2 separate regions of the Homo sapiens genome follow, and region 2 is linked to region 1. A link is an interaction called in ENCODE POLR2A ChIA-PET data of the cell type or tissue named here. Cell type or tissue: IMR-90. All regions are shown on one strand. Each heading gives the region's core, and the rest is flanking DNA. Links, peaks and the distances in the headings are about the cores only.

The links. Peaks named below come from ENCODE experiments on the same cell type or tissue, not always from the same donor. Only the 100,000 strongest peaks of a DNase experiment are listed, where the experiment ranks them.
Region 2: POLR2A ChIA-PET joins it to region 1 with 8 read pairs; 1 of 35 experiments calls an interaction of 5 or more read pairs at or near these places.

Annotation. Positions count from the first base shown.
Region 1 is chr7:158,647,463-158,651,850 of GRCh38, reverse strand. It overlaps NCAPG2 (non-SMC condensin II complex subunit G2), which reads left to right. Exons shown (of 28, transcript NM_017760.7): 24 at 879-1,019. Among named protein-coding and RNA genes, the nearest start is that of NCAPG2, 55 kb to the left of the region's middle. In IMR-90, for the core only: no CTCF peak of the experiment used is centred there; DNase peaks (open chromatin) are centred at 720 and 2,360; H3K27ac peaks cover 2,496 bases.
Region 2 is chr7:157,402,646-157,407,033 of GRCh38, reverse strand. The region is part of intron 8 of DNAJB6 (DnaJ heat shock protein family (Hsp40) member B6); the gene reads right to left. Among named protein-coding and RNA genes, the nearest start is that of DNAJB6, 68 kb to the right of the region's middle. RefSeq lists an enhancer at 504-1,173. In IMR-90, for the core only: a CTCF peak has its summit at 873 (motif pointing right); a DNase peak (open chromatin) is centred at 1,833; H3K27ac peaks cover 491 bases.

The DNA.
Region 1 (4,388 bases), core at 310-4,309:
TTGTCAGGTGAAATGCTAATTTCTGTCATGAGTTACCTCCCTGTCCTATGTTAACCTTCTCCAGGTTGGAAACGAGAGTCACAGACCTTGAAGGGGCCCGTGGCTTCCCTTTGCTGGTTGAAAGCTGATGTGAAGTGAGATTGTTGTATAAGCACTTCATATAAAAACCTGTCTGCCAGATTTGCTTCATCCTAAAAACAATGTCATGTCAGTTCTCGTACCACGTGATGTTGTTATCAGAGAGAGCCATTACTTTTTCTAGGTAGTAGCTTAAAAATATCAATGAGCTATTATTTTTTAATGAAGACTTTAAAAAATGCTTAAATGGGAGGCTATTTATGAAATATTGAAGACTCGGTGTCCTTTGCTGATAGAGGTCATTGAAGGTTGTTGGCCATACTTTTTCTAGTCTAGTTCAATTTGAGTTCATTTGAAATGTTCCTGTTTTTGATGAATTTGTTTCAAGTGCCTGTGATCTTTTATGTAATTTGTGCCAAAACCTTTAGGTTTCCCATCAGACCTGTGTAGCTTTAGTCAGAATACATTGCCTCATAGCTGATGCCTTATTTTAATGTATTGATGTTTTGCCTCTCTCCCTCCTTATTCCTGAGGGTTTTTCTTGGCTTTGGGGAAAGAATATCATCAGGGCAGTTCCCAGTGGGCTTTGGTCCCGTCTATCATCTTCTGGCCGTGGTGCATAGGAGGTTTGAGTCAGCCTGGGAGTGGAATGTAGTGGGCACTGGTAGCAGGCAAACAAGATCAGTGACTCCTTGAGTCCTGGGGGAGGATAGTAAGAATACTTATTTTAAAGTGTTTTTTTGTTTTTTTCAAAACCATGGTTTTTAGTCATTAAAAGTGACGTATGTGTTTTCTTGTAGCTGCTTTATTCTGTTCAGAGGCCTCTTCATGAGTTCATTACTGCTGTTCAGTCTCGGCACACAGACACCCCTGTGCACCGGGGTGTACTTTCTACTCTGATCGCTGGGCCTGTGGTTGAGATAAGTCACCAGCTACGGAAGGTGAAGTGCTTTAATCCTGAAACTGCTGTGCCTCTTATTGATGACACAAGATGGTGTTTCTACTAGCAGTACATTCTCTACGTTTCTCAAAGTATTTTTTAAGAATTTTCAAACTTGAGTGAGTGGTGCACTTTCCTAGCAGCTACACCTCAGAGTTTGATAGCTAGTTAGTATTTTAGACTCGTGACTATTGTGAAACATATACCAAGGATATTATCACTCTTGATTAAAACAGAAATATAGTCCTTACATTTGAACATGCTTTTATGCTACATTCAGGAGATTTAAATGAGTTGATAAGTTTCTTAAGGTTATTTTCCCTCCTAAAAGGATAGAAGTAGTTGTAATCAGTGGTGAGCAGAATACAAGACTACTCTAGGAGTGCTTTTGTGGAATAGTTCACATATCTTTGCATGTTATATTATTAGCCTCCCCCACCTTTTTTTCATTTCTAAGCTAGGATGTTCAACCTTCTAATGTCAGTTTAGACTGGGCGCAGTGGCTCATGCCTGTAATCCCAGCACTTTGGGAGGTGGAGGCAGGTGGATCATGAGGTCAGGAGTTTGAGACCAGCCTGGCCAACATGATGAAACTCTGTCTCTACTAAAGATACAAAAAATTAGCTGGGCATGGTGGCACGCACCTGTAATCCCAGCTGCTCGGGGGCTGAGGCAGTCTTGAACCCGGGAGGCGGAGGTTGCAGTGAGCTGAGATCACGCCATTGGACTCCAGCCTGGGCAACAGGGCGAGACTCCGTCTCAAAGAAAAAAAAATGTAGCTAATATCAGTTTAAACAGACAAGTTATTCATTATTACTGACTATCTTATTTTCCTACCGGTAGCTGTAGATGAATTGAAGATGATTATTAATACAGAAGTTATTAGTCTATTTGGTTAAAGGATGTTATAATCAGGATGATAATTCAAGCCAAAACAAAAAGTGGTGTTTTCCCACATGGAATATTCAGGGTGTTGTTTTCCTCTTTACCTCTTAAGAAAATAGTAAAAAATCATGTTTTCATATAGAGAAAAAAACTTCTCTGTATGAAAAGATAAAAACTGACAGGGAAGGTCATTGAATTATATGCATTTTTAATATTTACGTGAATCATAAATTTTGTAATATAAAATCATGACTAATAAAAAGATGTTAACTAAATTCTAAAACATCAAATAGAATTTAAGGCCTTCCTTAAAGCTTGAAGGGAGATCATTTTGGTTTGGAAAGTAATTACTAGATTACACAATAGAATAAAAACTAGGATTTGTTTATTCCGGTGAGCTATGTAGCTAAAAATGATAAAAAAAATGTTTGACCTGTGAGTCACATCTGGCTCACCATCTGTTTTTTATCAGTAAAGTCTTATTGGAACATAGCTGTGCCCATTTGCCGTGTTTTTTCTGGCTACTTTTGTGCAGAGTTGAGTAATTATGACAGAGACCATTGCAACTCTGCCCACAAAGGTGAAAATATTTACTATACTATTTAAATATTTACTATTTTGTTACTTTACAGAAAAAGTTTGCTGACAGCTGTTGTATTTCCTTATGGATTTTGTCTACTTATTTTATATGTGATTGTGGGTTTGTCTCTTTTTTCATTTGTTCTGTCAATTTTCTTTTCATGTATTTTCTTGTATTTGGGAGCTTTTTCTTTTTGATGAATTGACTCCTATTATTGTGGAATCTCTCTGGCTCTGACTCCTCATGAAGTCTACTTTGATATTTTTACAGCCAAACCAGCTTTCTTGTGCTTTGTGTTTGCATAGCCTATCTTTTAAAACCTCACCCCCACATGGGTAGGGCTTAAAAAATCTAGTCCAACAACCTCTGACTTTTCTTTGCCGTGGTTGTAGTCCATTTGCCATGGTTATAGTCCATTTGCCGTGGTTATAGTCCATTTGGCGTGGTTATAGTCCATTTGGCGTGGTTATAGTCCATTTGCCGTGGTTATAGTCCATTTGCCGTGGTTGTAGTCCATTTGCCGTGGTTGTAGTCCATTTGGCGTGGTTGTGGTCCATTTGGCGTGGTTGTGGTCCATTTGGCGTGGTTGTGGTCCATTTGGCGTGGTTGTGGTCCATTTGGCGTGGTTGTGGTCCATTTGGCGTGGTTGTGGTCCATTTGGCGTGGTTGTGGTCCATTTGGCGTGGTTGTGGTCCATTTGGCGTGGTTGTGGTCCATTTGGCGTGGTTGTGGTCCATTTGGCGTGGTTGTCGTCCATTTGGCGTGGTTGTCGTCCATTTGGCGTGGTTGTCGTCCATTTGGCGTGGTTGTCGTCCATTTGCCGTGGTTGTCGTCCATTTGGCGTGGTTATAGTCCATTCTTTTTTTTTTTTAGTCCATTTGACTTTAATGAATTTATTGATAGGTTTGGGTTTAAGTTAATGTTGTTTCTTTTCTATCAGTCTGTCTGTTCTGTTAGTCTTTCTGTTTTTTTTTCTTTCCTGTCACTTTTATGATGAATTGTTTTTACTACGCCATTTTATCTCTGTTGACTTTATATTATCTTTTGTGTAATTTTTTTTTTTAGTGATTTCTCTAGAGATCTCAGCACGCATGTTTAACTTATCTCAGTACCTTCAGAAATTATGCTTGTCCATTGCATGGTAGGAATCTCCAGTTGTGTTCTCCTATCCCTTATGCTGTTGTTATTATTTTTATTTTAATCTGTCAATAGTCTTTTGTCTCACTGTTTAAGAAATGCATTTACAACAATCACTTTAAGATGTAAAGTATTTTAATGAGAAACAGTGCTATTTGATGTATAGTGATGATTGACTTAAATATTCAAATTTGTATTATAATCCTGGCAGAGGAAGTGTGGGAAGACTTATTGGAAGTGCTGTCTAGGCCAGGCACGGTAGCTCACACCATAATCCCAACACTTTGGGAGGCCTAGGCAGGAGGATTGCTTGAGGCCAGGAGTTCGAGGCCAACCTAGGCAACATGGTGCGACCCTGCCTCTATTAAAAAATATTTAAAAATTAGCTGGGCATGGTGGTACACGCCTGTAGTTTTGGCTGCTCGGGAGACTGAGGCAGGAGTTCAAGGCTGCAGTGAGCTATGATTTGTGATTGTGTCACTGCACTCCAGCCTAGGCAACAGAGTGAGACTATGTCTCTTAAAAAAAAAAAAGCAGTGTTGTTTAGTCATGCCTAAATGAAATCTCCTAAGATAGCCAAGAATCGGGCCTAACACAGTGGTGGAGAGATACAGGGGTAGGATAGGCATATTCATGTCTCAGCTATTACAGGTGGAAAACCAAGGCATAAGTTTCCACCTGGAGCAGGAATTCTGCACTTGGACTTTCTGAGGAGCATGTGGAATTCATGGTGAAAGGCTCATCGAAGCTCACAAGGCTGATAATTAA
Region 2 (4,388 bases), core at 138-4,137, 1.2 Mb after region 1:
GACCTGTCTTCAGAGCGCTGTGGGTCAGCCGGGGCTGCCATCGCCTGGGGAGGGCCAGGCTGCGGGTCCAGCCTCGACCAGGGCTTCCCGCCCTCAAAGCCCAGCCTCCTCCCACCACGGAGGAAGAGAAACGCGCTGCCTTCAGAGCTGCTCTGGGGGAGGTTTTGCATTTACCGTCTGTTTAGAAAAAGGCCCCGCTGAGACTTAAGACTGATATTTTGAAAATGAATATTGAAGACACCTGCAGCGTCCAAAGCTCCCTGTGTCGTCTCCTCAGAGGCTGAGACCGCCAGGCAGGCATGGATGTTGCGTTCCTTCCAACCCCGGGCCGCTGAGCTGGCCGGCTGCGGGCTCAGAGAAGCCCTGGAGTGACTGGGGGAGAAAGGTGCAGGCTCCACGGCCACATCCACAGGGCAGCCTGGCTCCTGTGGATGCCTGCGCCCCATCCTCTCCTGCACAGCTCAGCCACTCCGCCCCCGGCCAGGTCCCGGCAACACCCAGAAGCCTCCCTCCCCCACTCACTTGGGAGGAAGGCTGGGGCTGGCACACGTGGCAGGTGGACAGCAGCTGCTTGGGTCTGGTCTCTAGAAAAACCCTTCTGGCCCCAGCAGTCCGACACAGTCCTGTGTCCCCAGGCCAAGCACACAAGGGACTCCCCAAGGTTCCTGTGAAACCTCATGGTTAGTGAGGTGCCAGGAAAAGTGACTTGAGGAAAGAAGATGAAGGTGGAGATGTGGACCTCCTTATCCAGATCTCCCTGGCATCACCTGGGGAGTCACGCAGCGTGCTGCTGCTCCAAACCCCCACACCGAGCTTCCCGTGGGCACGGTGCACTGCCGGCATGGACAGGGAGCGGCCGCCTCACGGCTGGGACACAGATGTGCCAGCAGGGGTCACCAGCTGTCTCACAAAAGGGACACACAGTTGGTCTGAACAGGAGGACTGCCCGATTCGGCCTCGATGGTTCTATCTGTTCAGAGCCAAGGCTCTGGGCGTCCTCCTGCTGCAGCTGCCCTGGCTACACGCCCGGCACTGCTGGAGGCTCTGTTCACCTCACTGCCAGGCGAAGCCATCACCTCCAAGGTTCTAACCTGCACTGTGGATGGAGCGTTCCCACCCCACTGCCTTCTACAGCTTTCCAGCAAGAAAAATGAAAAAGAGAAAGTGGCTGGAGAACAGTCACAGCAGGCAGGATGGACAGACCGGCTGCAGGAGAACCGGAACAAGCACCACCCCATGGCTCTCGCCTCGGACTCGGCCTCCCGGTCCCTCCCAGGCCCAGCATTATCCATTCTTCCTCCTGGCCACAACGGGATCAGCCCTGAGGTTCGGGTTTAATTGGCGCAGGATGTGGCCTGGTGCGGTCTGTCAAGGTCCCAGGAGACTGTACGGTGAGCTCCACGCCATGACAGGCTCTCCAGACATGCCCCCAAGGCCTCACATGCAGTGGCTCTCCATGTTCAGGGCTGACAGGGCCACTGCGTGAACTCTCTGTGGATCCCCACAGAGAGCAAGGCAGGTGTTCTTGGAAACCCAGCACCCTGGCCCATTCGCCTCCCAGTCACCACGAGGAGGAAGGAGCTGGGGCTGCTGATGCTGAGAACATGCCTCACAAGATATGGGAATGCACAGACCCACACTCCTGCCAGCATCCCAGGACGGAACAAGCCAGCCTCACGCACAGCCTGGAAGCAGGCGCCACACAGAGGGCCGAGGAACACACAACTCAGCACACTTCCCACAGCAACACCCTCTCCCATGGCAAAGAGCCCCCAGGACATTCTCTCGAACATCCTGCTAGAGCTCACGCAGCTATTGCACAACACGTCCTTGTATGATTCAGAATTTTCCTGCCACATCACCTTCTTATCTCTGCCATCGCCGCGTCCCACATGTGGGAGGACCTGGAGGTAGTGTTCTGCAGCACGTGTTCACCAAGGCCGGCCTGTCAGTGACCCAAGGACCCTGCTTCTGGCGCTCAACATGCCTGCAGTTCTGAGGATTCCATCAGTCCTTTCATGCGGGGAAGGGCCCAGACCACATCAATGTGTTCACACAAGTTACTGTTACACCAATCCTTTTAAAAACACTGCACAGGCTGGCACAGTGGCTCACACCTGTCATCCCAGCACTTTGGGAGGCTGAGGCAGGAGGATCACTTAAGCCCAGGAGTTTGAGACCAGCTTAGCTTTGAGATCAGCTTGGGTAACACAGAAAGACCCCATCTGGGCCAGGCACGGTGGCTCACGCCTATAATCCCAGCACTTTGAGAGGCTGAGGCAGGCGGATCACTTGAGGTCAGGAGTTTGAGACCAGCCTGGGCAACATGACCCCGTCTCTACTAAAAATACAAAAATTAGTCGGGTGTGGTGGCGTGTGCCTGTAGTCCCAGTTACTCGGGAGGCTCAAGCATAAGAATCGCTTGAGCCTGGGAGGCAGAGGTTGCAGTGAGCCAAGATTGCACCACTGCACTCCAGGCTGGGCAACAGAGCGAGACTCCTTACCAAAAAAAAAAAAGAAAAGAAAAAAGACAGACCCCATCTCTATCAAAAAAAAAAAAAAAAAAAGACAAAAATTAGCCCAGTGCGCTGTTGCACGCCTACAGTCCCAGCCGCTCTGGAGGCTGAGGTGGGAGAATTACTTGAGCCGAGGGGGTTCAAGGCTGCAGTGAGCTGTGATCGCACCACTGCACTCCAGCCTAACTGACAGATTAAGACTTTGTCTCAAAAAAAGAAAAAGAAAAAAAAAACTGCACAGTAGGGCTGAAAGTGGCAGCTCACACCTGTCATCCCAGCACTTTGGGAGGCTAAAGTGGAGGCTAAAGATCACTTGGGCCCAAGAGTTTGAGACCAGCCTGGGCAACATAGTGAGACCCCATCTCTACAAAAAAAAAGAAAAAATTAGCCAGGCCTAGTGGTGCATGCCTGTAGTCTAAGCTACTCAGGGGGCTGAGCTGGGAGGACGGCTTGAGCCTAGGAGTTCGAGGCTGCAGTGAGCTGTGATCGCACCACTGCACTCCTGCCTGGGTAACAGAAATCCTGCCTTAAAAAAAAACCCTGCACAGTAGGCTGAAAAGGTGTTCCTTCCCACCCTCAAGAAACAGCCAGTGCCCCTCACTCAACACTGAGGCTCCTGGGTCAGGGTGGACAGGAAGGCACCGCAGTCTCTGGAGCAGCCTCTGCTTCCGCTGCGAGTCCACACAGGGTGGGCTGCGCTTCCCCCTAAAGCCCCAGGGCAAGTATAACCGCTCTCTTTGGTTGCTAATTTGGGAAACAAGGTATTGTGAAACGACAATGAATCTCAGGACCCCAAAATCACTCAGCTAAAGGGAGAGAGCAAGCTGGGAACTGCATCGGGCACACCTGCCTCCCATTTTATTCCTAAAGAAGGTGGCTACAGCAGGGCACAGGGGTGCACACCTGTGGTCCCAGCTACTCAGGAGGCTGAGCTGGGAGGATCGCTTTACGTGAGCTCAGGAGGCAAAGGTTGCTGCGAGCTGAGACTGCACCACTGGACTCCAGCTTGGGCAGCAGGAATGAGACAATGTCTCAAAAAAAACAAACAAAAAAGCCACACACCTCCCTCACAATTTGTGCACAAGGAAATTCCCCGTGGGGCTCAAGATCTTTACCCTAGAGCAGTTGTTGGGTTTTCACCCTGGCAATGTCAGTGGACAGCTTATCTTCACAGGTGCAGACAAAGGACAGAACTCAAAGTCATCCCTCTGCTCCCCCGAAACAAACGCATATCTGACTGCTTCCTCTGCCCTGTTGTCTCACTGAGCCAGACTAAGGCACACGTGGCCCTTCCCCTACCCCCTCTCATATGTGGATTGTGTATTCAGTGAAAGGCTGATCAGAGACTCATAGAATGCAATGATTCGTCTTATCCACCTATGACCCGGAAGCCCCCGACCCCACGTCCAGCTGTCCCACCTTTCCGGAACGTACATCTTGCGTGTAGGGACGCCTCATGTCTCCCTGAGATGCATAAAACCAAGCCGCGCCCCGACCACCTCGGGCACCTGTCGTCAGGGCCTCCTGAGGCTGTGTCACGGGCGTGTCCTCAACCTCGGCAAAATAAACTTTCTACACTGACTGAGACGGTCTCAGATACTCCTGGTTCACAGTACGAAGGCAGACCAGAAGGCTGATGGAGAAAGTGGGGTTCCGTGGACTTTCTCCGTGGCCCACGGTGATGACTGTTCCCAATTCTAACAACGTTCCGGTTTACCCTGCCCTGGAAAAGTGCAGGGGCCAAAGAGTGGCTTACTTTAAATAAGAAACCACAGGCCCCATATTCCTTATTTGTTTTAAATTGGGACCACCCATGCACCGTAGGCCCCTGGGATGACTGGGGCCTACGTCCCCAAGACACATCGCTACTTC